Linked DNA regions of Mus musculus: regions 1, 2, 4, 5 and 6 are each linked to region 3. The links are chromatin loops, found by intact Hi-C in ENCODE. Cell type or tissue: left cerebral cortex. All regions are shown on one strand. Region 1 has its middle 98 kb from the start of Lonrf1. Region 2 has its middle 7.3 kb from the start of Cldn23. Region 3 holds the start of Gm35021 (a long non-coding RNA gene). Region 4 has its middle 24 kb from the start of Cldn23. Region 5 has its middle 16 kb from the start of Cldn23. Region 6 holds the start of Cldn23 (claudin 23).

Region 1 (5,000 bases), 620 kb after region 3:
GTGTGTGTGTGTGTGTGTGATGTATGCAGGCCCAGGTGTACAGATTCCAGAGGAAGATGTCGCTATCCAGCTATCTTATGCTTCCTGGAGATACACCCATTCTCTGAACTCGAAGCTAGTCTGGCAACCAGCAATCCCCAGCAATCCTCTTGCTTCCACCCCCACCAACACTGGCATTATAAGGGTATGTGGTTACATATAACTTAGTATGTAGGTACTAGGGATTTGAACTCATGTCTCTACGCTTTCATAGCAAGTTCCTTAGCCCACTGAGCCCTCCCCTCATCCCCTGCATATGTTTCTTTCAACATAATTCTGTTGTAATTTCCCAGCCTTAGTCTTTTTCCCCATAGGTTTATATGTATGTATGTGTATCATTGTTGTGACTTGTATGACAAATGCCACTTAAGCTTCTTATGCTACCTAGTTTCAGGGGATTCAAGCGTCACATAGAGAAAAAGGCCTGCTGCAGCCATGGGTTGTGGGAATGTATAACGGAGTCTTCCTCCACAGTGGAGACCAGATGATACAGGCCAGAGCCAAAAGTGGGTGTGACGTTCAGGGTCCGTCCATAGCGAGCTACTTTCACTAGGTAGGCTCCACCTCTTAAAAGCTCCACACCCTTTGAAATAATGCCCAAAGCTGAGGAACAACTATACAAAATATGAGCACGGACACAGGTCATATCCAAACCATTACAGTCTAAGAATAAGAATATTCCTTTACATAATTATGACCCAAGGATCAGATTCAAGAAATGTAACATTGATATAATACTCTGTCTGATGTAAAGTCTGTATATATAATTTTTTCTAATTATCTCAGTCTTTTTATTTGTTTGCTTGTTTTTGTTTTTTGTTTTTCAAGACAGGGTTTCTCTGTATAGCCCTGGCTGTCCTGGAACTCACTCTGTAGACCAAGCTGGCCTCAAACTCAGAAATCTGCCTGCCTCTGCCTCCCAAGTGCTGGGATTAAAGGCGTGCACCACGACTGCCCATCCAGTCTTTCTTTCTTAAGACAAGGTCTGGCTATAAACCCCAGGCTGGCCTCGAACTTAATTAAAGCTTTGCTCCTAGCTCCTGGGTAATGGCAGTGAAGGGACATGTGTCCCACCATGTGCCAAGGGCAATTCATGCTTATAACAACTTCTTTTCCTGGTTTGGGATCATGCATCATGTCTGTTGCCTTTGGGGCTAAAATGGGTCAGGCTCACTTTGTCTTAAAAATATTGACAGTTGCCTTCTGTGATGTTCCTCATATCCAGATGTTTCCACTGAATTATTTTTTCATCTATTCTCTCTCCTTCATGCCAGTTTTCCAATGTGTACTTTTCTTTGCCCCCCTTGGGTTCAACTAAGTTGCATAAACAGATATCTGTGTTGATGGATAGATTTTTTTTTATAACATAAGCTTCTCTTATTTTTTTTTACCTTGTTGAATATGTTATGGATCAACACCTGAAGAGTTTGAATAATTTGAAATTAGATAAATGAAACAAGGGACTAGTAGAGACATATTAAGTATTTGCCATTGATTGAACAATTAAGATGAACTCAATACAGCAAAATGCAAACCACAGCTTTACCAACTGTCAGGTGCACAATGTGTGCTCAGCACTAACTGCCAATGGCGTCTTTCTAAAGTACCTCTGAGAGAGGACAATGCTTTTTCTGTCCTATGGTGGTGGTGTTGGGGGGTGGGGTGGGGTGGGGTGGGGGTGGGGTCTTCCTTAAGTTCTTCCTCTGTTGTGCTGGTTTGTGGTTGGTTTCTCACACCCGCAGGTGTGACAGAACCTGGTTACTGCAGGGGATGCGTGAGGATTTGGAAGGCAGGGAGCTCATCAAAAAGAAAAGACAGGAACAGCTTGAGAGGAAGAGGTTACTAAGTGTACCGGGCATCTGGTGGGATATCTGGTGGGATGGGATGGCAAGCAAGGTGAGGGCTCATGCTACGTACAGAAAGGGATGCATGGGAAACTCATGGGAACCCAAAGCTCTTGGTTCAGTCACTAACCGTGTAGCAGTAACAAACCCTAAGATTCAGAGGGCAGCATCCTCGCCCTCACCCTCAAGAGCAGCCACTGGTTTATAACATGGAAACACAGTAGTGCGCAGGTTAACAGGAATGTGTTTTCATTTAGAAATATCTGCTCATCTGGAAGGGCAGGGCCCTCATCCTAGGCCTATGACAAGTCAAGGTTTTTGATGATTTCTGTTACATAAGAGGTACACAATATTAGTTCACATATCCCACTGCTTAAAACCCCCACCAAAGGAGAAGGTTTGTGCTTAAATAATTGAATAAGTTAAGATTCTTTCCAAAACTTCTAAGTGGCTACCCAAGACAATGACAGATTAATGACAGATTAAGTGTTAAGACTTCGTAGACATTAGCAGTTGGCATCCCTTCGGTTGCTGAGCCCATACTGCCCCCTGGTGTTCCCTGGGCATCTCTGTTTTGTAGGCCAGTTGACGTGGTATTTCCTGTTGCCTGCTGGCTGGACAGTGCACTGCAGGTCTCACCTGTGAGAGGCATCATTTTCACTGACTATCATCTTTTTGGTATTTTGGTGTCTAGCATGCTGTGCCTAGCAAAGTGTCCACTAGTAGTTCAATGAATAAATGACACGAGTCTCTCAAACTAAAAAATGTGCAGCTACTGTAAACATTGTCCTTACTCCCCCTCAAATTGCCAATGTTCTTGATCCACCCTTGGTCCAAGTCTCCATCACTTCCTGCCTGGACTAGTTCTCACGTCTTCCCTTCCTCCCACCCCCAGCCCATGAAACTCTAGCTATCACTTTCTTCAACACCGGCAGTGTTGCCTTTCTCTGTCGGCGATGCATAGACGCTAGAGTGTAGAGGGCATATGGCTATACTCTTTCATTTTGGCAGTGCTAGGGACAAAACCCAGGATCTGGCTCTGGAAACTCATACTTTCAGGCCAGATAAAGTTGTGAAAGTTTTTGTCTATAGGCTGCAGGGCACTCTTGCTACTTGCAGCTGGGTAAGCTGCCATACTAGTCCCCAGTTGCTTCATCTACAAAATGAAGATGACAGCCACTTGCTTGAGGTGCGCACTGAGTTGCCAAGGCTTGTGGGAGAACACACATTTCTTCCTGTTGTTATTTTTAAGCACTTGTTTGTGCTTTGGAAACAGTCTTAATACAATGTTATATAGTCTAGGCTGGCCATGAACTCAGTAACCACCTGCTTCAGTCTCCCTAGGACTGAGATTGTAGGAATGTCCTAACACACTTGGCTAAGAATGTTCTTTGGAGAGACTGCTTAGAATTGCTGCCTGGGTTAGGAAACATTGTGACGGTATTTCTTTCATGTACAATGGGCAAGGCTATTTGGCTGTCTCTGTAAGTCTAGGTTACTATGTTGGTAATGTTTTGAAGTCCAGATCACTTCATCTTGTGCAGGGATCAGGATGTAAGGTTGAGGCAGTTTGGAGGAAAGGAGATATAGATGGGAAAGTTCTTGTAAAAGAAGAGAAGCGTTAGGTGTAGGATATTCCAGCTTGTCTTCAGTTCTCTGTGTACTTATCTTTGCCTCCTACTGCCCAGAAAAGTATGTTGCCAGCATGAGTGTGATGAAGTTTATGGGAACAAACAGAAGAGAGAAAATTCCAGACTGGCACAAAGACAGCAGAGAAAGGAAGAGCTGGTGACTAACTCAGCCAGTGAGAAGAAATTAGAAGAGGAGACAAGAGTCTCCTGCCCTTACCCATCACTCACTCACACACACACACACACACACACACACACACACACACACACACACACACACACACACACAGAGGCTCTCTCTGAAAGCTCCTGAAGTATTGTGATAGGTGTTTGAGGGCTTTGAGCTTTATGGGGAATGGAGGCTCATGGTATTTTATCTTGGTATTGAAGGAGACAGACCCATAGAAAGCCGAAGAGCTTGGAAGCATCTGGGTTACATCAAAAAGCACTTCACACCAGGCCTAGGATCAAGTAAGCATTCAAACTCTGAAGTGGTGTGCTAGTGAGCCAGTATCCAGTGTTATCACCGTGTTTAAGCAGATGGCACATGCAGATGTTCTAGAATATCGCTTCCAGGTCCGAATGGACTTCTTGTTCTTTCTCCCTCCCTCTCTTGAATCTTTATTGGGTAGTTTATTGTGTTTTGAGTGTTCTTCTCAAAAGCATGTTTATGTACCCTGTGTACCCTGGAACTGGATTTAGGGACCATACTGAATCACCGTGTGGGTGCTGGGGGCCAAACCCAGATCCTCTGTAAGAACGACTGCTCTTAACCACCAAGAAACCTCTCTCTAGCCCTTTGGTTCTTTCTAATGCATGACGGAATTTAATCTTCCCTTTTATTTCTCACCGGTGTGGGGTGAATTCTATAAGACAGAGCTGATGACTAGTTATTTGGTTATGCCTCAAAGCATCGTGAAACAATGAAAAGAATTGAAGCACTCTGAGTTAAACTCCGGATATCATAGATGTTACACAAGCCCCTTTTCACGGATCCATGTGCCCAGACTTATTTTCACTATTAAAATTTAAAATGAGATCTTGCTTGGTTGCCCAGGCTGTCCTTGAACCTGCAACCCTCAAGGCTCCTGCTCCAGCCTCCAGTATAGCTATTCTCACAGCTTGGTACCGTCATGATTCTTGCTCTTCATTTATGCGTTCTCTTGAGAACCAGGCAGGAATCACGTGTGTGCTTAGCATTCAGTTATCCAGATCCCAGCTCCCTCCCTCTCCATCCTTTTAATGAAGGTCTTCACTCTTGAAACAGAGAGGTTGTTTCATTTCAAACTCCCTGTCATTTTTTCAAAATTCAGACCTTTCTCTGGAGTTTTAACTATCCGTGTCAAGACCATCTTCCTTTATACTCTGAACCAAAGTAAAAATATTGCTCTAGCAGGATCTTAGCTTAGAGCGCACTCAAGCTAATCCACAAGCAAAACAAGCAAAAGGATCTCCGTCTACAGCAAGCTCCTCAGGAAGCCACCTT
Region 2 (5,000 bases), 110 kb after region 3:
TAGGCTGTTCTGGGTTGACAGTTGAAGCTAAGTAGGACGACACTGTCATGCAAACAAAGTCATATAAAGGAGGCACAACTGACCTGCCTACTCTGCATATATCATAACTATTGGAGACTTGTCAAACCCAGGACAGATGGCTAACTGAGGTGCCCATTTAACATTTCAGAGCAGACTTGGCCACCAGGTTCTCCCAGCATCTGCCTGTTACAGGATATGGTTGGCATATTCTGCCCACTACCCTAAACTTCTCCAGCCCGGGGAGGGGGGTGTCCTTCCCTGTAGAGACCAGCCATTTTGGTTACCCATCACTGTGACCTACCCTTTACCCTCCTGGCCTCTTGGTCTGGCTCCCCCCGCTCCTTTCCACACATGGCTCAGGGTCTTGCTCATTCTGGACTCTCCCCACGTGTCTTCCTCTGTCTATGCTCTCCCTCTATCTACAATCACCCTCCTCCTCCGCCACACAGGGAGCCATCAGGTCCTTCGTTTTTATTTCTTTTCTTTTCTCATTCAATCACCAGTTAATAATCATATGTATCCGTGCAAAATACCAAAGTAACCAAGATGTAAACACATCAAGACCGTCAGAGCTGTCCCTGTGTTGGCCTCTCCCTGCCAGGCAATCCTTGGGAACCGCCTACCTGCTCTCTGCCAATACGGAATAGTCTGTAACTTTCAGCACTTTGTATTATGGAGGCACACAATACACATAGCCTATAATAGAACTTCAGTTTGATCACAGGGACCACTTGGGGTGCCTGAGCCACTGAATGGGGCTCTCTAAGGAAGGAAGCACAGTGAACCCCCTAAGTTTACGAGGCCCCAGAAAGTTCTCAGGTTAGGAAGGACAATTTCTGCTTTTGAATGCACTTCACGATTTGCCTCTACCTTAGAATCAGAGTTACTGTGCATGGAAACAGCTTGCTGTGCGTCATGAACATTTTATGCCTTGATTCATCTTCCAGCATCTTATCTGTGCTTCATGAGCCAAGCCCCAGGCATCATTTACCAAGGGGAGGAAGGAGCCCTGCCTACTCTACTTCCTAAGTCACCCGTTAGTCCCCAATGCTTCTATTTCTTTCCTACTTCCTCTCTCTAGACTCTTTAAACTGATTGGCAGTAGCCCTTTGGGGGTAATTCCACTCTTCGTTGTCAGGATACCAGCAGCTCAGTCCAATCACAGACATCAAACACAAATCAGTAGCAGCAGCTCAATGCAGCAGAAACTGCAAGGTTCTACTGAGTCAGCACGAGTCAGCGGAAGCAGCAAGAATCAGCTGGAACACCACGAGAAGTTCTCAGTGCGTTTCTCTCTACAAAGTGAAGATCATTGAAGGCCAGCAAAGTGTTGCAAGGCATAGCAACGCAAGAGCATCCTTTCGCTGTCTGTGGGGCTCTACTTATATTCTTTCCAAACATCATGAGTCCCCTCAAATGTCCGTTCCAACAAAACATCACATGCCCGTTCACGTGTCTGTTTTAGCAAAACACCCTCTCTCAAGAAAGCTTCCAGAAAACATCACGTGACACAACTGAGTTTCCAAAGAAATCAGAAATGTCTCATTCAGAGACCTTGTGCCATCCAGCCCTAGCTCTGACTTCCACCCTGGCCTCTTCCTCTGGTCCTCACCATGGCCACCTCCTCATGCTATATAATCCAGGTGTATTCAAGCTAAAGCCATCAGAAAGAAAGGAGTCTCCGTTGAGGAAATGCCTCCATGAGATCCAGCTCTAAGGCATTTTCTCAATTAGTGATCAATGGAGGAGGACCCAGCCCATGGTGGGTGGGGCCATCCCTAGGCTGGTGGGCCTGGGTTCCATATTAAAGCAGGCTGAGCAAGCCATGGGAAGCAAGCCAGTGAGCAGCACCCCTCTGCATCAGCTCCTGCCTCCAGGTTCCTGGCCTGTTTGAGTGCCTGTCCTGACTTCCTCCAATGATGGACTATGATCTGGAAGTGTAAGCCAAATAAACCCTTTCCTCCCCAACTTCCTTTTTGGTCATGGTGTTTCATCACAGCACTAGAAACCCTAAGTGAGACACCAGGAAAAGGCCCTTTCCTAAAGCTTGTGTTCCTCTTTTCTTTTGAAGCTCGGCATACACCTTCTTCCTCTCGTGTTCCGTCTGCTTCTTCTGATCCGAGAGGCACAAATCAGATCTTTGCTGGATGCTCATTTTCTCTGGTAGTTTCCGCTTTGCCTGGGTTAAGTTATCTTGTCCCATGTCATACTTCTGTCACCCTACTTCTGTCAGCCCACTTGCCACACCCCTTTATACTTCAGTTCTCCCCAGTGTGTGATTCCTGTGACCCGGGGACTGCCCATCCTCTCATCTGTCCTTGAGATGCCTCTTGGTGCTGGTCCCTTTATGCTATGCGTTCTTCCATATTGTATCCATAACATTTTCTCAGGACTGGGTGCCTGGTCAAAATGATGGCTATACACATTTCCTCAGACAAGTCTGTCTAAGAAGTTTAAGGACTCCATCAGAAAGAAAGGAGTCTCAGTTGAAGAAATGCCTCCATTAGATGCAACTGTAAAGCAATTTTCTCAATTAGTGATCAGTGGAGGAGGGCCCAGCCCATTGTGGGTGGTGCCATCCCTGGGCTGGTGGTCCTGGGTTCTATAAGAAAGGCCTTTATTATAGTCTTCTGATGCGACTATGCTAGTTTCCAGCATAGTAAATAAGGAACAACACTCTAGGTCCAGAGATTCATGACCAAGATATGGAAGCCTTGGAAGTTTCCTCCCGCTGCAAAAAGGGAAAAGAGGGATTGTACTAAGTATAGCCTGAGACTGCAGAGCCAGCCTCTTTGTCCCACATGCTCCTGAGTCGAATCTGAGAACCAAAGCGTGACTCAGAGCTGCAAGAGTGTGTTACTATTGAGCAGACTCCCTGTGCCAGCTGGCCCTAAAGTATGCTTTCTGAAGAGTACCCCACCCCCAACACCCCACCCCACCTCATCCCCCAGCCCCTAAACCCCCACCCCCCCACCCTACCCCATCCCTCCAACCCAACGTAGTTCTGTAAAGATCTGTTGAAGCTCCCGGGCCTCGGGATGGATTGTGAGCATCTAGTGACTATTTCTAAGCACTCTCACTGGACTTCTTCCCAATAGCCTTCTGGCCCCAAGAGGCCACCTAGCACAGAGTGGTGACTGCATTGATTTCACTGTGGAAAGCCACACCTCAAACTGAAGTCAAGAGAAGTAGCCAACCACATCTGTTGGCTCCATTAGATGCCACCAGGTTCTCTGGCCTCCATATTTTGTAGTCCAATGATTAAGGCTTTGAATATTACTGCTTATCTTCCTTATGGTAGACCCAGTTCAGCAAGGTCAAGAATTCAAGTTAAACTGAAAAAAAAGTTAGACTAACTTTTTCTCTCCTTTGAATGATGGTACTGCCATAAACTGTTGACATCTCATGTTGATACAGAGTCAGATGGTTGTGTTTCTTAGCCACATGTACCTAATATTATAGACTAAAAATAAAACCTTGACCTAAAACTGACTCCTAGAAGCTCAGTAACACATTACTCCACTTGCTTGACATACGCTTGATTTTTCTTATTTTAATTCCTGGCCGTGAGGTGAATTTTCCTCTACTTCATGATCACACCATGGTGTGGTGTTCCTTCCATAGGCCAAAGCCAAGAGAATGATCAAGCATAGACCAGAACCCCCAAAACTGTGGCCACAATACTTCCTCATTTTCTGTGTCACTATGTGTGTATAAGTGAGAGAAAGAGAGAGAGAGAGAGAGAGAGAGAGAGAGACTGTGTGTGACTATAATGTGTGTGCATGTGATTGTCTATGACTGTGTGACTGTGTGTAAGTGTATATGTGAGTTTGTGTGTGTGTGTGTGTGTGTGTATCTGAGAGAGAGAGAGAAAGAGAGAGAGAGACTCTGTATGTGACTATGTGTGTGACTGTGGTGTGTGGTTGTGTATGACTGTGTGACTCTTTGTGTGTGTGACTCTGTGTGTGTGTGTGTGTGTGTGTGTGTGTGTGTGTGTGTGTGTGTGTGTGTACCTACAGAGGTCAGAAGAAGATAAAGGCATTCTATTTTACCACCCTCTACCCAATTCCTTTGAAACAGGATTTCTAACTAAACCTGGTAACTATAAAATTTCAGTGATCTTCTTGTCCCTGCCATCCACAGTGCTATAGTTTCAGGCCTGGGTGGCCACACACATGGGAACTGTAGTACAAACTAAGGCTCCTATGTCTGAGCTCTTGCCTACCAAACCAAGTTTCCATCCTTAAACCATTTTGCCTTGTAAGTTAATTACCTCAGATACTCTGTTGTAAGAAGCTGATCAACCCCATTATACAATTACACATAAAACAAATGCATTCAAAGAATCCAAGGAAAGTAAAGATGAAGACGTGGAAAGACGAAAATAATGGAGGAGAAGGCTCCGTGTATGAACGTTCAAATTATTTTGATGTCAAACAAAATTAGAAGAAAAACTGGCCTATGCATCATAAAAGAAGTTAGTATTTTTGTATTTATGTAGGAAACAGTGGCAAAGCTCAGACCCATAGTGAACACGGATGGAGAACGTATGCAATCCCAGAGGAGAGGAACCATCTAAGAGCAAGCTCAAGGGTGACAAGGAACTGTGCTTCTTCCCATAAACACACAACCGATGAGAAGACTGAACGGTGAATGGCGAAAATAGTATTCAGTTTGGGTTAAAATCGGAGTAAAGATTCGTCGTACTGGAAACTTCCAGGCCAGCCAGGGCAACGAGCAAGAGCTCGGTCTCAAAACAGCAGCATCAACAACAACAACAACAACAACAACAACTAAAACAAACAAAAACCCCTCAAGCTGCTAGATGTAAGAAAATAGTATATTTAATTCCAAGATGATGTGAGATCTGTCACTCAGAGCTTTAATGTGTGACTGATCTTTTATTTCTGTGTTAGCATTTGTTCCAAAGAAATACGCAGCAAATATGGGAATATTTCCTAGGAGGCGATTGGCCAGAG
Region 3 (5,000 bases):
ATATGTATATGTATATGACTTTGATAAAGGGGAGTTATTGTGATGAATATGGGAAGGGAAAAGAGAGGGTGAAGCAGAAAAAAGAAAACTGCACTGCAAATCCCTACAGTAATTTATGATTTGATCAAATTGAGGCATTTTACTTTGTGTGGTTTAAATTAAGCAGAAAAAAAAGAGAAAGAAAATAAGGTTGCATAAATTGACCCACTGTGGGAATGATGTTTTTCTGTGTACTAGCATAGCACTCCATATTGTGAAGTCTGGTTGACTTTGAACCACCTTATTTAGGCTTAAGCTCCAAATGTACTATTCACTCCTTACTTGCTTTATTTTCCTGGAAAAGCTCTTTGATTTATCGGAGATTTCTTTGTCTATTAAATCCTGGAAGCTATTGTCTCACTGTTGTGGGAGCAAATGTGGTCATCTGTAAGCTGCCTGACTCACAGGAGGCATGAAGTGGATGCCTGGATTATCCTCGTTGTCATTTCCATGAGAAGGTAGTATCTTAATCTTCAATGTGTCTCCTGTGAGGCCAGCTAAGGCCCTCCATCACTCAGGAGGGAGGAGTAGAGTCAATGGAATGAACTCGCTGAACTTCAAGACTTGGAAGATTGTGTATTTCTGGGACTCAACCTGCAAGGGCATCTCAGGGCCTGGCAAGAGGTGTTCTTGGAATGACATGGTTATACTATCCCGATTATATCCCCAGAGAACTCTATATCCCACCACCGAGACACTTGCACATCTACATTTATTGCTGCATTATTTATAATGCATATAATGCCTCCATGCCCATCAGCAGATCAATGGATAATGAAAATGTTTATCACACAATGGAATATTATTCATATATTTTTAAAAATGAAAATGTCAGGAAAATGGATGACGCTGGAAATTATTAAACAATGTAACTCAGACTCAGAGAGACAAATATTGTATTTTCTCTTTCATAAACAAATGCTAGCCTTGTTTTGCGTTGTTTGTTTTGTTTTTGTTTTTTTGAATGCAGAAGTAATGAGGTCCTGGAGTTTATACCAAGATTCCAGACCGATTCCAAATGAAGATCCTTTAACAACACTGACCACTCCCAGCAACCCGTAGAACCAAGGACGACTTTCACTTTCAGAAGCTTTTAAAAGGAAAGGACCTTAGACTAGAAATGATGCCTTACTACAAGGTGAGTATAACTTAAGGCTGCTGCAGAGTTTAGCTCTCAATAGTGCTGCATCGGTAGCCCCAGGGCCCGAATCTAATTGCTAGTAAGTAATTAGCAAAGGTGTTAAGATACAATAGTTTTCTTGTGAAGGACTACACTTCCCAGCTTCCTTTGCGGACTATGGAAGTCGCTGCTGCCCTTACACATCCCATCCTCTGTAAGCATTTTAACCTTCTCACCTAAGGTCAAACCAAGCTTCTCTTTCTTTCTGCCTCCCACCTCTCTTACAGCTGCCTTAAATAATGCAACAGGATATGAGGCTGTAATTAAGTGAAAGGTTAGCGAGAAAGACAGACAGATATGGGAATGTGCGACTTAAGATGGCGCGGGCCTTTGTTTGTGGGGAGGGAGGAAGCCTGCAGAGGGGTCTCTGTAAGATTAGAGCTCACAAGCTGAGGTAGTAATGGGGCAGAGAGGGGGCTGGAGGAAGTTGAAGTCTCCTTTGCTGGCCCTGCTGTTGGCTATGGGGTAACCAGTGAGTTACTAAAAGAATGTCAGGCGATTGATAAACATCTCTGGAGGCTGGCCATTACTTGGGGTCCCCAGGGCAGGACAGTGAAGAATGTAGAGAAACGAGTTACTTTAGGAAGCAAATTACCATAGTTTCGGGGAAGTGCCACAGTTTAACCAAAATGGAGGGTGGTTTACAAAGTGTGGCCCTGGCTAATGCTCAGGTTGGTTCCTGCCTGGGATGGCCGAAGAGTCGCAGGGGCGTGTGGGTAATTAATTCTCTGTACAGTGACAGCATCTGGAATCTGACACTATGAAACTGGGGCCTAAATTGCAATGGTCATCCCGCGTGGTAGAGATACAGGGAATACAGAACGCATCCTAAGGAAAGCTGAACCCAGTGGAGCCAGCCCAAAGTGATGCAGCGCCATCCGGATGCCACCTCCATGAAGCCCGCAGGTCGGACTCACAGCAGAGGGACTGGTGTTTGCCTTGCAGCTTTTCTCTCATTAATATTGCCTTTCCATTCTCATGCCCTCCCTACTTGAAAAGGGTATGTTTGCCACCAGCTATGGGAAGCACGTGACTCGAGCTTCACTTTCACGGTTGCTCGCGGCTAAGACGTAGCTCTGAGTTTCAGAAGAGACTCTGGATTTGGATTTCTGAATGGCGTTGGGACTGGTAAGACTGCGACTTCTTTAAGTTGAGCTGAGACATTTCCTCTTATGAGGTAGCAGTGAGGCTATGACAGCTAGGGGGGATCGTTAAGGTTTGGGTATGCAATGCCCGTTATGGGTTCACGGATTTGAACTTTTGGTCTGGAGCTAGTGGAGATGATTTGGGAGGCTCTGGAACCATTTGAACTTGAGGCCTAGCTGGTGGGCGTAGGGCTCTAGAGGTGGAGCCTGAGAATTACTGGCTCCCTGCTTCCGAGGGGTCAGCACCATGTTACAAGCGGCTGCTTCAGGCTTCTGCCACTATGGGCGGGCGTGGTCCCACTACCGTGCCTTTCCCACCATGACCAACTGTGAATGTGAACGAAAACTAAACCATATCCTTTCTTAACGTGTCTTTTAGGTGTTTCGCCTCAGTGAAAGTTGCCTTTCTTTATTAACTTAGCCTAATAAAGCCCAGCTGCAGAGATATTATTTTTTAATCATAGAAGAACACAAATCCATTCTCTTTTGAAGTTATTGCTAATTTCTTAGATATTGTCAGTTAATCGGAGAACAGATCTAACCTGTACTCGTGGAGAGTGGACATGCCCTTTGGTTCATCTGCAACAGAATGCATGTAATGAACGTGGCCAGTAAGGACATTAAGTATTAACGTCAACGTGCAATGTTGAGATTAGTCTGTAGGTGGCAGCACAAACTCGGGGATGGGAAATAATGCCGCCGGCCCCCCCCCCCTTCGTTTTAGTGACCTCAAGAAGACCTGGATACCGCGAAAAGACCGTGTTTTACCAGATTCACTGCACCATTCGAAATCTTCTGAGATCATAAATAGTAAGTTGAAAATATATTTGTGTTTCTGTATTATTCTGCCTTCAAGATTCAGACACCACCACCTGCAAAGACACAGCTTGCCTAGAGAGGACGTCAAAGCGCTTGGGTTGAAATTTCACTTTATTTAATGTTATCTGTCTTGTGTATTCTTGATGTACCTTTACCTGTCCCTGAAATTTCAGATTTCCTGTGAAAATGTGTATGTGTGTCTCTTGTAAATAGCACTGAGTCTTATATCTTCTTAATTCAGTCTGGAATCTTTCCCGCCCAACTTTGCAGTTCAGGCCCCCTGCCCCACCCCGCCCGGGTTCTCAGTGTATGTGAGAGCATAGATTTCCCATCTTCCTCTTTACTTCATAATTTACATTTATCTCATTCACCATTGTTTGTACTTCCTCATTTCTAAATATCCTTAAGCTTAAATGGGGCCAGAACTTGAAAAAAATTCTTCTGATAACTGAGGGTGGGATAGGGTGATCTATACCTTTAATCCCAGCATTTGGGAGGCAGAGGCAGGTGGACCTCTGAGTTCAAAGCCAGCCTGGTCTACATAGTGAGTTACAGGACAGCCAAGGCTACACAGAGAAACCCTGTCTTGGAAAAACATAAACAAAAACAAAAATAAAAAGCCCAACCCATCAACCAATCAACCAGCCCACCCCCTTCTCTTTCCCTCCTCCCCTCTCAAGCAATACAAACGTCATGGCATGAATCCTTCGTTTTACCTTATACTTGAATGTGTACCGTCTCTCTGAGCATGCTCATTAATCTGTCTGCCCCGCAGGACAAAGAATTACTCCCAGGCTCCTCCCACCAGTGGTGAAGATGTTCTGAATGCCTCTGCTTTCTTATTTTCTCTCCCACCCCTAACAAGGACACTTTATTGGTAGAACTGGGGAATCCTCACCATACATAGTTTTTGTAGCTTTTTTGGAAGCAATATTATGATTAAGAAAATAAAAATTACATGAAGAATATTTAGTGATTATAAACATTTTTGCTAGTTACATTTTGTTCTTTGGAAATTTTGTACATGTGTATAATATGTTCTGATAGTTCTCTCCCCTAATATTTATTTTGTGTGCATGGGTGCTTTGTCTGCATGTGTATTGGTATGGGACATGCATGCCTGTGCACCTTGTGCACCCATGGGTCTCTGTACTCACTTCTATTTGCTGCAAAGAAAACTTCTCTGATTAAGGCTGAGAGTAGCCTTTGCCTGTGGGTATGAACACAGATGATAATTAGTATTCTTTTTTGAGATATGGTCTGACTATGTAGCCCAGGCTGGCTTGGAACGTGCTATGTAGGGAGGGCTGGCTTTCAAGTCACAATTCTCCTGCTCCCGTCTGTCATTCTGTCTGTCATTCTCTCTTTCTCTCTCTCTCTCTCTCTCTCTCTCTCTCTCTCTCTCTCTCTCTCTCTCTCTCTCTCTCTTTCTCTCTCTCTCTCTCTCTCTCTCTCTCTCTCTCTCTCTCACACACACACACACACACACACACACACGAGTTATTTTCTGAGCCATTTGCAGGTTATCTGTATATATCATGATCCTTACCCTTGAACAATTCAGTGTGTGCCTTCCTACAATGAGTGATGTGCACAGAAGAATGGTCAATTGATGATGATGTCATTTCCCACCTGTGGCCCATGCTCACCATTTGGAAGCTGACACAGTAACATCCTCTTTGGCACTGGCCACCCCTTTCCTGCTCAGGGTCCAGTGTGGGGTGAAGAATCCCTTATTTGTCATGTCCCTTTTAGGCTTCTTTAATCTGTAGTCTCCCGGGCATGAATTTGTTGTACTGTGATTAAATAGAAGTATT
Region 4 (5,000 bases), 130 kb after region 3:
CTCTGAAATTCTCAGGGAGAAAGAAAAAAGATGTAAAAACTTTAAGAAATAGAAGTAGAAATGCCAGGGTTCCTGCCTTTTTCTATTGCTGCACCTACCTGGGGCACACTAATAGTCCTGTTATGAACATGTGTTGAGTGAACTACACCTAACTTATTGAAGAGATTTCTCAACTCCACCTCGACTCCTCCTTTCATGTAATGGAACCACTGTTGTAAGAAAATACTCGAGTCAGTTTTGATTTCCAAACTTGTTCCACATTGCTGAAAGAGTTTGGTGACTCACAAACATTCTGGCTTTGACCACAGCCAAATTGCTATTTGGTAAAAGGAAGCCTCATGGTGACCGCTTCCAGCCAGAAACCTGGTTCTCACTGGAACAGCTTCTTAAATGATCCTGCCATCTTTCTTTGTGCGGTGGTCAGTCTTACTGTGACAGTCGGAGTGCTTTTCTCTATTTGGGTAGGCTTAAGTAGAAAGAATGCAGAGGCTTGCTCTTCTGCATGAAGCAAAAACATAGTTGGTACCTTAGAATGTTGAGTTAATATTTTCAATCCTGTCTTCATTATTTTTCCATAAGGAACTTTCAAGACTCCAGCTTGACAACGGCAAGGACCTGACAAGGGTTCCTTTCCGTTTTAAGATCCCACCAGACAAATGAGTCATCGGGACGGGAACCTACTATAAAGTCATTCATCTGAGCTGCATGGGACAACCCACTTTGACCAAGTTGGATTAGAGTTTATTATTCAGTATTTTGTTTTATGTCGTGATAAATACCTTCTTAAAGTCACATGTGTTATTCTGAGCAGAGTTTCAGAATTCAGAGATTCAGAGGTATAAATATTTGATTGAATTTGAACTGTACTGTTTATGATAAGTTAAAATGAGCTATTTTGTTTTGTATATAACAATCACACACACACACACACACACACACACACACACACACACACACGCACGCACGCACGCACGCACGCACGCACCAGCAGTAACTACGATCTGGGCATCCTTGCACGCAGCACACTCAGCCCACATCTGCCCTTCTCTTCTGCCAGGATGTGCCATGTGACTTCTTCCTGTGCTCTCCTTGCTTGGCAGAAGCTCATATCTTGAGGACAGCAGGAGCCGGGCCATTTGGTAGAACCAGCTCTACCTGTATCACCATCAGCCAACACACCTTCAGGCTGAGCAAGACAAAGTCAAAACAAACGAGCAAGCAAGCAAACAAACACCTCTGTGGAGCTTGGTGAGTGGAGATCTGCTGTGTAGGCTTAAATTTCTTTCTTTCTTTCTTTCTTTCTTTCTTTCTTTCTTTCTTTCTTTCTTTCTTTCTTTCTTTCTTTCTTTCTTTCTTCCTTCCTTCCTTCCTTCCTTCCTTCCTTCCTTCCTTCCTTCCTTCCTTCCTTTCTTTAAGTAAAAAACCTACTTTATTTTGGGTTCTTAAACACTTCAACCTCCCTTCTAACCCACCAATCAGAGGTTGGGGAAAAAGAAGGTTAATAGAAAAATGGTGTTGTGGACCTGCTTACAAGGAGTTCCTTGGAGTGGTTCCGCTCTTATTGTCAGGATACCAACAGTCCGGTCCAATAGCAAACATCATAACACCAACCAGTAGCAGCCGCACCATCCAGCAGAAACAGCAAGGCTCCGCCGAATGGGCACAAGTCAGCGGAAGCGGACCGTTCTGGCTGGAATACCACAAGAACTTCTTTGGCGCATTTCTGTCTATAAAGTAAAGAGCAACGAAGACCAGTGAAGACCAGCGAGGCGTTGTATGGCGTAGCAATACGAGAGCACCCTCCTATTGTTTGTGGGGTTCCATTTATATTCTTTCTAAACATCAACCGCCCTCTCAAGTGTCTATTTTCAGCAAAAAAAAAAAAAAAAAACATTACATGCCCTCTCACAAGACGGCGTCAGGAAAACATCACATGACACAACTGGGTTGTTAAAGAAACCAGAAATTTCCACTTCACTGCTGTCTCTGCAAGGACCAGTGCAGGCAGCTAGGTTTTAAGGGAGCAAAGGGCCAACTTGGTTTTTTTTTCCCCAATATTTTGCTCTAATTTTCTCTAGGATGAGCTTTCTCTGCCTGTGGATGCGTTTCCACGGCTTTCCCTACACATCTTTAGGTACCAGCAGCAACTCCTTAGATTTCTCCTGCTCCTGACTAGGGAGCAGGCGTCATGGCGTCTAGTGGACTTCCTTTTTAGTCACTCGCCCTGGCTATGAGCTCCCTTCCTCTATGTTTGCTCTCCTTTGGGGTTCACGGGGAGAGGGAAGAAGAATGGAAGATCTCAAAAAAGTTTCAGACTGACGTCCCTCCTTACGTCTTGCCCGCTTCTGTGTGCCAAGGGACAAATGTTGATTTTTTTGTCCTAGAGCGCCCTCTTGTGGCTCCACAGGGCACAACCTTCTGCGACCCCATTGATGCTCGCTCGGAAGCTGCTGCAAGTGTTCCTTTCCGCAGAGGCACTTCTAGAGGGGCTTCATTTCCTGCAGCCCAGGTCAAGGACAGTTTCCTTCTGTTGGGCGCGCTTCTGACTCATAGGAACCAGAGCTTCTGTGAAGCCTCTACTACCTTACGCTAGCCCTCTCCTTTCCACCCCTTGCCTTTTCCGTTGCTTAAAGCTCAGCAAAGCTTTTTTTTTTTTTTTTTTTGCTGTGGCTATGGGTGGGATAATAGTCTCTTGACTATTTTCCAAACGGCAGGTGGATTCATTTTCTCACTCGGTCTTCCACGTCTCTTTTCTGTATCTAGTCAGAAGTAGGTGAGTGGTAGAGGGAGACTTTTTTGTTCTTGTTATTTGTTTATTTTTACCTAGTCCCAGTGAGGAGAATTACTTAAAATCTCTACGGTTTCAAAGGACGCCAGGCCCCCCTACCATCCTGTTTAGTGATCCCTTGGCCTTCCCTTCTGAACTTGGGGGGGAATGATGGGTAATAGGCTTATGATGGGGGGGGTGGTATTGAGAATCACTGCTAGTTTTGCAGAAACGGCTAACAGCCTGATCTACACATAGAGGTATTCACACCACCGACCGTCAGTTTGAGACCCTTGGATTAAACTCTATGTTTAAATGCTCGGGGGGGGGGGGTTCAGTGTTAGCCCCCTTTTACAAAAGATCAAACTTAAGACTCAGAAAGGTTAAGCAGCCCACCCAGGTTTTGTATGACGAAGGCATGGTGAATGTGAACTTATTTACTGTCTTCCAATATCCCACCAAAACCGTTATTTCTTAAAGACTCAGAGGGAAGAGGGAGGAGGAGGGAGGCGGGAGGACGGAGGAGAGAGGGAGGATTATGACTTAAGCTCTCAGTTCAGAATTTGATGGAAAGGGAAACCTGGCTTTAAAGTCAGCTTCACAAACACACCAGGTCTGATCTCTTTTGGGATCCAAATTGAGCTGAAGGTTCTGTTATTAAAACAACAACAACAAACAAATAAACAACAACAAAATCCCTCAAACAAACAACCAAGATGTCATGGAGTTTGGGTGAGTGTTTGTAGGTCTCTAGAGTTCCGAACAAAGGCTGATACCTGGTGGTTTCCAAAGCCCCTTTCCCCTTTACTGTGGACTAATAGGGCCAGGGAGGGAGGTGGAAATCAGTTACATTGTAACACTTGTGGGATGGAGGTAGAAATCAGTTACATTGTAACACTTGTGGGATGGAGGTAGAAATCAGTTACATTGTAACACTTGTGGGATGGAGGTGGAAATCAGTTACATTGTAACACTTGTATAAAAGGATGGACTCGGCTATTGTGAGGCTCAACTCCTTTCTCTTTGCTGTGTGTGATGTTGGTGTTTAGAGTTTGTTTTCCACTGATACTTGTGGTGGTTACCTCAGGCTGACGCCAGCAGAGCACACTCACCCGGTGACTTGACACCACCAGCACCTGTCCCCTCACAGTCAGAGAGGTCAGAGGTTCTCACTGCAAAGCTTCTTGCAGAACTGGCAAGTGGCCCCAGCCACTCTTCAATGTCCACATGTACAGATCATGAATTTGACTCTCAAGTGGAAGTCTCTTGCATCTCTCATTTTAGATGTGTGTTGATAATGCAATTGATTTCCACCTTCTTTGCTAGTCCTGTTACTCTACCCAGAGAAGGAAAAGGACTTTGGAAACTGTGTATCCTGAGCTCTTGTTCTGAACCTGAAAGCTAGAGACCCACAAGCACTCATCTAGACTCCACCTGGCTGGTGTTGTTTTCTATATAAAAGAAAAGGTTCGTCTCAAAGGCTCTGCAAACCTCTGCTGCAAACCTCTCCACTGGTTAGTCACGTCCCCATAGAGCACACAGGACCCTTCTTACCTAGGAGCCAGCCCAGGAGAATTTGGTAGCTACAGTCTATGGAAACTCTAGTGCAGGTAGCTTATGGCATGGTGAACTTTCCCAATAATGGATTAGGTTTATTATCAAAAGTTAAAACTGGTTAGTTCATTATCTATATGATATTTTATATAATTCTAAAGAAAATTTGCATTTATATTATTTAGATATATAGTATTTGTATACTAGTTATATATAAGGTGTACTAATTATACATAATGTTTTTCAGAAGAGCATTCTGAAACCTTTCAGGAAGTTTTTGTTAGCTGAAATTCTAAGTCAATTTCAAATAAATGAAAGTGCTGTTACCTTTAGTGTGTGCTGCGACTTGACTGTTTGCTAAGAACATTCAAGGACAATGTCCATAGTAAACAGGTGATTGTTGGTGCCCTTGTAGCTTTGCCTGAGTCTCTGGGATTATTCCCACAATTCTCCAATGCATTGGGATAACCTTTCTTACATTGTGTGAAGGTGTTTCTCTGTATTTTCAATTGTTATTTCTGTACCGGCAGAGAACTAAGTGCTGGCAGGATTCTCGTATAGTCATTTCTATGGTCCAGAGCTGGGTTTTCTGTTTTGTGAATATTTGCCCTTCTTCACCTGGCTCAAAGCAATCTAGAAATTGCATGAGGATGTCTCAGTACTGATTGGTTGTAATGAA
Region 5 (5,000 bases), 120 kb after region 3:
TGAAGATAGAAATCCACAGAAAATGAGGGCTGGGGCGTAGCTAGGTTGGTAGTTTGCTTGCTCAGGGTATACCAAAGTGTGGGTTCCTTCCAGCTCACAAGCTGCTAATACATAGATCATATCTATAAGCTCAGTATTTGTGGAACGGAGTCAGGAAGATTAGGAAATCAAGCCTATTGTTGGCTTTGAGGTCAGCCCTGTCTTAAAACAAAACAAACATAAAGGAAAAACATTAAAGCCTTACCAACTAGATATCTCTCTGCAGGAAACCTAGAAAGACGGCCTATCCCTTCATCAGATCTGAGGCACGAGTGATCTGCCCTTGAATGTAAATCTCTCGAGAACATGGTTTTCTCAGAATACAACTCATGCACAATTCTATTCACACAGTTGCCCAGCTACTGATTGTTTAGAAGAACAGGTTTAATTAATTGCCAGATGCTGCCACCCTCGGCCTTGGGGAACACCTGCTGATTGGGTCCGCTGGGAGGATGCTGTCTGGATCTAGGGGGTTCGTCAGCTGGAAAACTCTTGAGGGAAATGATGACCTCAGATGCAGAAGTCCTGGTGGTGCTTCTCATTAGTCACAAGCATGTGGAAATGGCCTTATTTGCTAGGCAACAAAGCCAGCCACCTGGGGGAGGCCAGAGTCCTCCCCTGTATGTTAATTCAAAATATTTTTTGTAATTATTCAAAGTATAACTCTCTAAGTCCTAATTGGAAAATCTGGACATAGAATCAATCCCAAGTTGGGATAATCAAATGACACTGTTAAAGGGACGCAATACTCAGCTGACGGAATGAAGATAGAAATATATGTATGTATATACATAGATATGTATCTATACATTCATAAATATGTGAAGGGGAAGAAGTTTCTGGAATGAGATGAATGAATATTGAACTACACGATACGTGTGTGAAAGTAAGGGCAAGGGTAGGATATTACACACTGTGACTAACCTAGGCTAAAGTCTCATGGTAACAGACACTCGGTAACTGATAATGGGGCGGGGGAAGTATGTGCTCATACACATGGTCATGTGTGTGTGTCTGTGTCTGTGTGTGTGTCTGTGTGTTTGTGTGTCTGTGTGTGTGTGTGTGTGTGTGTGTGTGTGTGTGTGTGTCTGTGTGTGTGTGTCTGTGTGTGTAGCGGGGGGTTCACATAGAGGCTTGAAATTAACTTCTATGTCATTCTCCAAGACCACCAATTTGTTTCTGGTTTTTTTTCTTTTATCAAATTTGTTTTCTTTTTTTTTTAAAGATTTATTTATTTATTATATGTAAGTACACTGTAGCTGTCTTCAGACACACCAGAAGAAGCCATCTTATCTCATTACAGGTGGTTGTGAGCCACCATGTGGTTGCTGGGATTTGAACTCGGGACCTTCGGAAGAGCAGTCAGAGCTCTTAACCACTGAGCTATCTTGCCAGCCCCAAATTTGTTTTCTAATAATGTTTTTCTTATGATTCTTGTATAGAATGGTATTAGATCCTATTCACCTCCCACTCTCCCCTCCAACATCCCACTGAGCCCTCCAGCACCTCCCCTCCCAACTTCATGTCATCTTCTTTTCATTTTTATAATCCACTGAGTCCAGTTGGTACTTCCCATGGTGGCGGCCAATGGCCACACACACAGAGAACGGTGACTGTGCATTCCCTAACAGCTTTGGAAGGCCGAGAATCCCTGGGCTCCAGGGTATGGATAGAGATAAGAACAAGTTGGATGCATCACTGAGCCTGGTCTACGGAGTAAGCTCCAGCACAGCCAAGGCTATAATAATAAAGAGGCTATCAACTTGAGATGGGGGAGGCATGGGAGGTATTTGGGAGAGAGTAGCTGAGAGGACCCGAGGGAAGAAACAGAGGGGAAAAGGATGTAGTTTAATTATAACTAAAAACCTATTTAAACTTGAAAGCTGAAGAGTCCTGTTCTACTTCATGATAGGCAGTTTAATTTCTTCCTTTGTGGACTCGGCTCGGCCATGTGATTTACCTTGCTCAAAAGATCTCCACCGTACCTGACAGCAGCTCATACTTAGTAATTGCTTTAGCTTTAGGGCTTTTGGGAATGAGCCCTGGTCATGTGTGCAGGATGGAAAGGTTCTTGGCAGTGAAGCCAGGCCCAGCCAGCGGCTACCACTGAGGCCTCTGACTCTTTCTTGCACCTCCATCCCAGCCAGCTGAATGTAGTCACGATGAGTCCAGAAAAGATCAGAAAGGAACCACTTATCAAGACCCAATAAACAGTCAACTCCATTCTCCGAGTCCTTTATTACACAGCAATAGCTAACTGATACAGAACGCTGCTTTTAGAACCATAGAATAGCAGCTACTCTTTTTTAATCCTCTACTTGTGTATTTCCTTGCTAACAGGGAACACTGAAAACCAGAACTAGAGCCGTCAAGTAAGGCTGGCCTGGGGCAGGATTGTGCCCAGAGTTTGTTCCCATGAAGCGTTAATTTATCCATCCATTCACCAGACTGTGCTGGTGACAGGAAGAGGAAACCAGCTTTATTTGAAGGGACAGACAGACACGGTAAGTGATACAGAGAGGTAAACACAGTCAAAAGTATGTACAGAGTACTATTTTTGGAGACAAGGCAAAGGGTCACCAGAGTGACATGGGCATTAGGTCATAGAGGGTTTGGCAGAATCGTGTGAGTCATAGACAATTGGGACAAGACACAAAGGTCAAACTCCCAGAAACACTTAAGTACGGGTCAGGAACAGGGCAGGGTGGACAGTCTGGAGCAGCCAGGCAACAGGAAGGACACTCAACATGATTCTTGCCCTTTGTTAAGCTTGTTCTTCAAATTCACTTCAGAACGTTAGCCTCATGTCTCGGACACCGCAAGGTGTCAACTAACCTGGGTCCTGGGACTCACAGAGGCTGGGCCGCCAATCGAGGAGCACGCAGGAGCCCGACCTAGGCCCCCTACACATCTGTAGCAATGTGAAGCTTCGTCTTCATGTGGACCCCCTAACAAGCAGAGCGGAGGCCGTCTTGTCTTGTCCTCTGTTCCCTGCCTTTAGAGCCTCTTCCTGCTACCTGGACTGCCTGGTTGGGCCTCATTGGGAGAGGATGTGCCTAGGCCTGCTAGGACTTGATATCCCAGGGCTGAGTGGTACCCAAGGGGGTTTCTCCTTCTCTAAAGAGAAAGGGAGGGGGCAATGGTGTGAGGGACTTGTGAGGGTGGGACTGGATGGAAAGGAGGGAGGGGGCCTGTGATTCGGATGTAAAGTCAATTAAAAAATATAAATTGTTGAAAAAATATATTAGCCTCAAATAACTACAATTTCAGTTGACTTTTTAAAGTCCTTTAAAAAATATTAATTTTATGTATATATGTGTGTGCCTGAGTGTATGTATTTGCATCGCATGTGTGTCACGCCAGCAGAGACCAGAAAAGGACATTGGATCACCTATAACTAGAGTTACAGGCGGTTGTGAAACTCTGTGTGGGTGCTGGGAGCCAGTGGTCTCAACAGCGGACTCATCTCTGCAGTTCCTCCATCATTTTTGAGAAGTTCTCTAATGTGAAAACAAGAGTTTCTGTAACCATCAGTCATGTGGCTTAGATGCACAAGTCTTCTCTATCATGTTCTAAGTGTGACTTCCAACTGCTTTTATAACAAGCCAATCAGCACCCAAACATGACACTTGGAGGCGGGTCCTATTCCAAAGTGAACCTGTGAGTTTCTTTTCCTTTAGATGGAAGGAAAGACCCCCTCCTTGTTTTTAGAACTGGCTCCCATCTCTGAAACAATGTATCCTTCAGCTTCCTTGTGGTATATCTAGAGTATCACTTGTTAGAATGTGACCCATAGTCAAGTGTTCTTATCATTTGAATAACTAGAGAACTTTTTTTAGGATTTTAAAATTCCAGCGCATCATCTAGCGATTTTTTTCCCCTAGTAGATGCTTAGTGAGGTAAATGTATCAAGTATTGTTTTAGTTTTGTCTAGCCACAGGATAGAGACTGTTCTTTCAGTAGCATTAAGGAAATCAAGTCATTCTCTAGACACCTGAAACAGGTGCTCTTTGTGGAAATAGGTATCGTTTTCTCTCTTCTTAAAAGCTATGGGCAGAACTTCCAGTGGAGGAAGGGGGACACCAATCCACCCACAAAAACCTTTGATCCAAAATTTGTCCTGCCTACAAGATATGCAGGGATAAAGATGGAGCAGAGATTGAGGGAACAGCCAACCAGTGATTGGCCTAAGTTGAAACCCATCCCATGGACAAGAACCAATCCCTGACACTATTAATGATACTCTGTTAGGCTTGCAGGCAGGAGCTTAGCATCACTGGCCTCTGAGAAGCTCCATCCAGCAGTATATAGAAACAGATGCAGAGACCCACAGACAAACATTAGGGGGAGACATGTAGAATAGTTGGTAGGGGAGGGATTGAAGGAGCTGGAGGGGAGGAAGATACCACAAAGAAAACCTACAGATTTGACTAACCTGGGCCGTGAGAACTTCTAAGGACTAAACCACCAACTAAAGAATATGCATGGGCTGGAGATATGCCCCCTACATATATGTAGCAGATGTGCAGCTTGGTCTTCATGTGGGTCCCCTAACAATTGGAGTGGGGGGCTGTCTCTGCCTGCTGCCTGCTTTTGGGGATTCCTTTCTCAGGGCTGTACTGCCTTGTCTGGTCTCAGTGGGAGAGGATGCTCGAAGTCTTGCTGACACTTGATGTGCCAGGGCAGGTTGGTACCCGTGGGGGCTACCCCTTCTCTGAGGAGACGAAGGTGGGGTATCGAGGGAAAGGGTATGTGAGGTGGGGTTGCAATTGAGATGTAGAGTGAAAAAAATAAACAAACATAGATAAATAAATGAAAATATTTTCAAGAAAAGAAAAAGCCTGATGGTAGAACTTCAGTGCCTATGTGAAAGTGAGAAAATGTCAGGCCCAGACCTTTAAAAGACAAAGACATCGAAGGTCAGCTCACCTCCTCCTGTGGGGTGCCATTATTCTCTCTTT
Region 6 (5,000 bases), 100 kb after region 3:
TGCCGCATCTTGATTGGTCAGTATCAACCTCAGGATCGTACTCACAGCAAGACTCCAGAGTTTGCCTCCTCCAGCATCTTGTTTGAAGCCCATTGTGTGGTGTTTCTGTGGCAGAGGATGACCCCTGGGTCAAGAAAGGATCCCAAACCTACGCAGGAGTCTCATTCCATGCTGTCCTGAAGAATTTTTTTTATGACAAAATACGTGTATTTTTAAAGGGAAGTTTGAATCCATTTCTGCTGATGGGGTGGGGGGAGGGATAGTTTTAGCTTCCAGGGATCAAATTTCAATCATCAGAGAGCAAGGTCTATAAGCCAGAGAGAGTACGTGAGGGGCAAAAAGCGAAAGGCTCAAGAGACCAACTGTGTTCAATAGTAGCGCATACTAGCCGAACTTGGAGTCAAGATGCAGGTAAAATTCAGTACTTTCAAGAAACCAGGTCCTCCCACTTGTTAGCTACCTCTAGACCTCAGAACCTCCTGCCGCTGTCTTTGACGTGGGAGCTGAGTACATCCGGGCTACCCTTCTATATTCCTAGCTCCACGCCCATAGTATGCTGTCCGGTTTCAGATCAACTCAACAGAAGCTAGGGTTATCTGAAAGGCGAGAGCCTCAATTGAGAAAATGTCTCCATAAGAGTAGGACATTTTCTCAATTAGTGATCAATGCAGGTGGGGGTCCAGCCCACTGTGGGTGGTAGCATCCCTGGGCTGGTAGCCCTGGGTTTTATAAGAAAGCAGGCTGATCAAGCCAGTATGCAACACTCTTCCATGGCCTTGCCCTATTTGAGTTCCTGTCCTGAGTTCCTTCTTCTTTCAGTGATGGGCTATGATGTGGAAGTGTAAGCCAAATAAGCCCTTTTCTCCCCAACTTTCTTTTGGCCATGGTGTTTCATCACAGCAATTGAAATCCTGACTGATATACACTCAGTAAGCTTCCCCTTTCTAAAGCATCTGTGTAGTAGGTACTCTGACATCCGGTGATGCATGCCCTCCTGCGCATGCCCTCCTGCCTCCAACTGCAATTAAGTGAGCCAGAGTCCCAGCTGAGGCTTTGCCACTTGGTGTACCTCCAGGACCATGTACACTGGGCTGGTGATTCTCATCCTTCCTAATGCTGTGACCTTTTAATATAGTTCCTCATGTTGTAGTGACCACCCCCAACCAGAAAATTACTTCATTGCTACTTCATAGCTGGAATTTTGCTACGGTTATAAACCATAATGTAAATACCTGATATGCAGGATAGGCAAGACCCCCCTTTCGGGGGTCACAACCCACAGGTTGAGAACCTCTGCACTGTGGTCTTCTGGGGTCTTCTTAATGAAGTTTCAGAGGTCTCTGGCATTGGAATCTGCATTTGAAAGATTAACTAAAGTGATAGATGTTAAAGTTGGGGTCCTTAAGCAAACAAGATGATTGCACTCCAAAGTGGCACGGGCTGCGAACTTCGAACTCCTACCTTCTTGGTCCTCCACAAGCTACAGTTCCTCCGACTGTAGCCCTCCAGCATCAGCACTGCCTCCATGTTTCCTTCCCACTCCTTAATTTTCAATAACAGGTTCAGTTCAGTTAAAGGCGCTTTTAGCTCCAGTGTTTAGGCAGTCAGAGCTGTAGGGGATTTCAGCTCCCTCATGCACTCACAGCTGCCTAGCTGGGACAAGAAGTACCTGGGCCAGAAGAGGACCAGAGCTCTACTATTCTGTCCCTGAAACTGGTGCTGCTGGTTTTTTTTTTTTTTTCCCTTTCAACAATAGACTTGGCTTGCACTGAAAACAGCCAGATCCCGAAAACAACAAAGCCAATGGGGATTTAAGTGGGGCCCCTTGGCTCCTTTTAGTAATCTTAGGCGGAGAAGGGCGAAGATGTGAGTGCTCGATTGCAGACAGGTGGCTCAGATGCCAGGAAACTGCTGAGTGACAAATGCTGAGATTCCCCACAGACGCCGGAGACAGGCTTTTTTGTAGGGATACCGAAACTGACATTTACAATTTTTATTTATAAATAAGATATATACATATGGATGTTAGCCAAAGGCAACTTAACAGTTCATTTTGTACAAAATATATCTCTGTTCAGGGCGAGGTATCTCGGGAACAGGACAGTGTAGCATCGCCTTGGCTTTTGGAAGACAAGCTCAACCTCCTACACAGAAACAAGTGATTAGAAAAGATAAATACTATATATGCACAGAGAAATATAAATAGGAGTTAAACAAGTCACTTCACTTCATAAAAGCCATTAAAGCTGCTGGCTTTATGTCATAACCTTCAAATATAGCCAGACTTAACATTTTTGGCCATTTATGTTCTCTGGAGACTGAAGCAGGGAGAAAAGCAAAAAACCTCGAGAATGATGTTTGTGAAGGCTCACGGTAACTTAGAATACTGTACGTTCAGGGACGTTTTAAAGCCTGTTGGCTGATTGCAATTTTGTTGCTACTGCGATGAACAGTATGCAAAGAAAACACTACGCACTCTTGTCACTGCATAAGAAGACCTGGTCCCTCTGGAGAGAAAAGTAAAACTCCTTAAAAGATAAATGAACCCAACCTAGTATTTGGAGAGGAGTTTGGCCCTAGAAAAGGAAGGCTTGCCCTCCAGTTAGAGGAAGGCGACCAGGGTTCTAGTTGCAGATGTACTGGCAGAAGTTCAAGTCACCCTCAGACTCCAGGCAGAGCTCAGGTGAACCCTGTCTACAGGTCGGAGTCACAGGGCAGCGAATTTTGGCAGGGCCGAGTGCTGCGAGAGGAGGAACCACCTTGGGAGGTGGCTGTCTTCTTTTCTTCTCCCTCAAGCACATCCATCGGGTTGGTGTAGGACTTGGGTGGCGGTCGTGGCATCGGGAATCCAACCTTGAGCTTGCTGGTGTCCCTGTGCTCTGCGGTGGGAGGAGGCCGATGCTGTCCGTCGCTGTAGTACTTGATGGCAGGTGTGAGCGCTGGTTCCGGCCAGTCCACGTAGACGGTGCTGATGCTGCTGCGGCGCGGGCCTGCTGGGGGCGCCTTGCGACAGCGGCGACAACGCTCTTCACACCAGGGCGCAAAGCTGAGCGCCAGAGAGAAGCCGCCCAGAAGCAGCAGGCAGCTGCCTAGGTAGCCCAGCACCAGGCTGTAGCTGACCTGCACCGTGACCGGCGAGCTCGGGGCGGCCAGGACGTCGGGATCTGACAAGAAGTGGTTATACCAGGAGACCGGGATGAGGCTGAAGAGGCCAGCGACGAAAAACACCACGCCAGAGAGGCCCGCTAGCCCGTAGTGGGGCTCATCTTGCCAACAGCGCACACCGAGGGAAGCCAGCAGCAGCCCTAGGGCGGTAGTGGCCAGTGACGTGATCATGAGTCCCCGGGCCACCTGCACAGGCTGGGTCTGGAAGTAGTTCCACTCGTCGGGCTGGCCGCACTCGCGTTCGCGACTGCTCTGCTCGCGACATATGTCCCACAGCCCCTGGTACAGCACCACGTCCACTGGCTGGTCCAGAAAGCCCTTCACCAGCCGCCAGCCCGGGGCCAGTGTACTGACAAGATTAAGCAGCAACCCGCAGGGCGTGAGCACCATGCCCAGCGTCATCACCACCGGCGTCCGCATCCTGCGTAGCCTCTTGGGTCCCTAGCAGCTGTGGCTGCTCCGCTGCGCACCCTGTCCTCGAATCTGCGAGGTTGCCGGGCTGGGTAGCAGCGATGCTCGCTGCGCTCTCTGGGCGCTCTTTGTCTCTCGCGCGGAACTGTCCCCACTGAGCCTCTCACACCAAGTCCCCTCCTCTCTCGCGTCCCAACCGCTCCGCCCTCTCGCCCAGCCGCTGTCCCTAATCGAAACCAGCTCCGAGTCCGGTCAGACCGAAACCGCGCGCCCAGGTGCGGCCCCCAAGGCCAAACCCTACCGGGTGGGAGGGGCGGGAGCGCCAGGGCCACTTGGCAAGGAGGCGACCTCGGACTCTGAGGACCCGGACACCCCACCCTAGCCCAGCCGCTCCTCCTAGCCCGGCCACTCCTCCCAGCCCGCCCGGATGGTTTAGGGCTCGAGCAAAGGTCGCCCCGCCCTCGCTCTCTCGCACTGCCTGCGCGCTTGTAGGCGGGACAAAGGGGGCGGGCCGCTAGTGTCGTCTCACCTGTCGCCTAGCTACACCTTCCCCTCTTCCCTTTCCTTCTCAGGTCCGGTCAGAAAGCAAAGCGTCCCTACACTGCCTCCAATTCTCCCCAACTCTGCCCGTGGGCCCTGCCAACACAAGTCTCTTTTCACTCCCAGCTGGTGACCAGCATCCCTCGAAAGTTTTGCGCTGCCATCTGCAGCCACGTAGGGCACAGTGGTGCGCTCAGGATGCACGGGACCTGTGTGCACCACGGTTTCCAGGCTCAGGGTGTATCCAAACAGTTGCATTATGGAAACTTTGCTAGACTTGCTTAATAAAGTCTCCACGCTCTGCCTGAAGTTTAACTCATATGAAAGGGAGAGTATTTCTGGGTTGAAGAGTTGCGAAAGAGTTTTCTCTTCAGTCTTGTAAAGTCCTGCAGTGACTTATGTGTGTGTGTTGGGGGGTGGGGGTGGCACCCTTCTCAGAGGAGAATGAGGGAAGGAACTAAATGGGGGTACTGGGAGGAGAAGGGGAGCTGTTTGGGATGTAAAGTGAATACATTTAAAAATTAATAACAAACCGTTTTTTTTTCAAGTGGATAAGAGGCTGACTCGATTTTCCCGTTCAGAACTTGGCGGGCCTATGATGTATTGGAGAAACCCAGAGGTTCTGCGAGGATGGAATATAATTGGTTATTATCCAAAGAATGTCAATTAGCTTTTTTTATTTTCATGGAAAAGGGCAAATTTGTAACCAATGAAATATAATTAGAAGGAGCACGATATTCACCTTGATTGGTTAAAAACGACAGCTTGAAAATCTGCATCGGCAAAGGCAGGAGCCAGTGATCCCTGATGTCACTGGTTTAGTGTGCAGCCTTTAATTAGCCAATTTGACAGAATACAATGTTTACAATCCACGTGCTTAGGTT

What was found. Peaks named below come from ENCODE experiments on the same cell type or tissue, not always from the same donor. Only the 100,000 strongest peaks of a DNase experiment are listed, where the experiment ranks them.
Region 1: it touches region 3 in a loop (5-fold over the local background); 19 of 42 quality-filtered maps call a loop at or near these places.
Region 2: it touches region 3 in a loop (4-fold over the local background); 18 of 42 quality-filtered maps call a loop at or near these places.
Region 4: a loop joins it to region 3, with 6 times the contacts of the local background. A loop is called at or near these places in 30 of 42 quality-filtered maps.
Region 5: it touches region 3 in a loop (5-fold over the local background); 33 of 42 quality-filtered maps call a loop at or near these places.
Region 6: it touches region 3 in a loop (3-fold over the local background); 6 of 42 quality-filtered maps call a loop at or near these places.

The regions. Positions count from the first base shown.
Region 1 is chr8:36,344,674-36,349,673 of GRCm38, forward strand. No RefSeq gene overlaps it. Among named protein-coding and RNA genes, the nearest start is that of Lonrf1, 98 kb to the left of the region's middle. In left cerebral cortex, CTCF peaks have their summits at 2,455 (motif pointing left) and 2,658; DNase peaks (open chromatin) are centred at 2,424 and 3,598.
Region 2 is chr8:35,831,406-35,836,405 of GRCm38, forward strand. No RefSeq gene overlaps it. Among named protein-coding and RNA genes, the nearest start is that of Cldn23, 7.3 kb to the left of the region's middle. In left cerebral cortex, no CTCF peak of the experiment used is centred here; a DNase peak (open chromatin) is centred at 2,815.
Region 3 is chr8:35,722,344-35,727,343 of GRCm38, forward strand. Gm35021 (a long non-coding RNA gene) reads left to right here and starts at 1,263. Exons shown (of 7, transcript XR_870350.3): 1 at 1,263-1,373; 2 at 1,956-2,347; 3 at 3,089-3,174. In left cerebral cortex, CTCF peaks have their summits at 3,010 (motif pointing right) and 3,209; a DNase peak (open chromatin) is centred at 3,049; H3K4me3 peaks cover 245 bases.
Region 4 is chr8:35,848,197-35,853,196 of GRCm38, forward strand. No RefSeq gene overlaps it. Among named protein-coding and RNA genes, the nearest start is that of Cldn23, 24 kb to the left of the region's middle. In left cerebral cortex, a CTCF peak has its summit at 2,407 (motif pointing left); a DNase peak (open chromatin) is centred at 2,392.
Region 5 is chr8:35,839,870-35,844,869 of GRCm38, forward strand. No RefSeq gene overlaps it. Among named protein-coding and RNA genes, the nearest start is that of Cldn23, 16 kb to the left of the region's middle. In left cerebral cortex, no CTCF peak of the experiment used is centred here; no DNase peak of the experiment used is centred here.
Region 6 is chr8:35,822,748-35,827,747 of GRCm38, forward strand. Cldn23 (claudin 23) reads right to left here and starts at 3,812. Exons shown (of 1, transcript NM_027998.4): 1 at 1,962-3,812. The coding sequence starts at 3,585. The coding sequence ends at 2,695. In left cerebral cortex, a CTCF peak has its summit at 2,968 (motif pointing right); DNase peaks (open chromatin) are centred at 3,081, 3,545 and 4,223; H3K4me3 peaks cover 1,530 bases.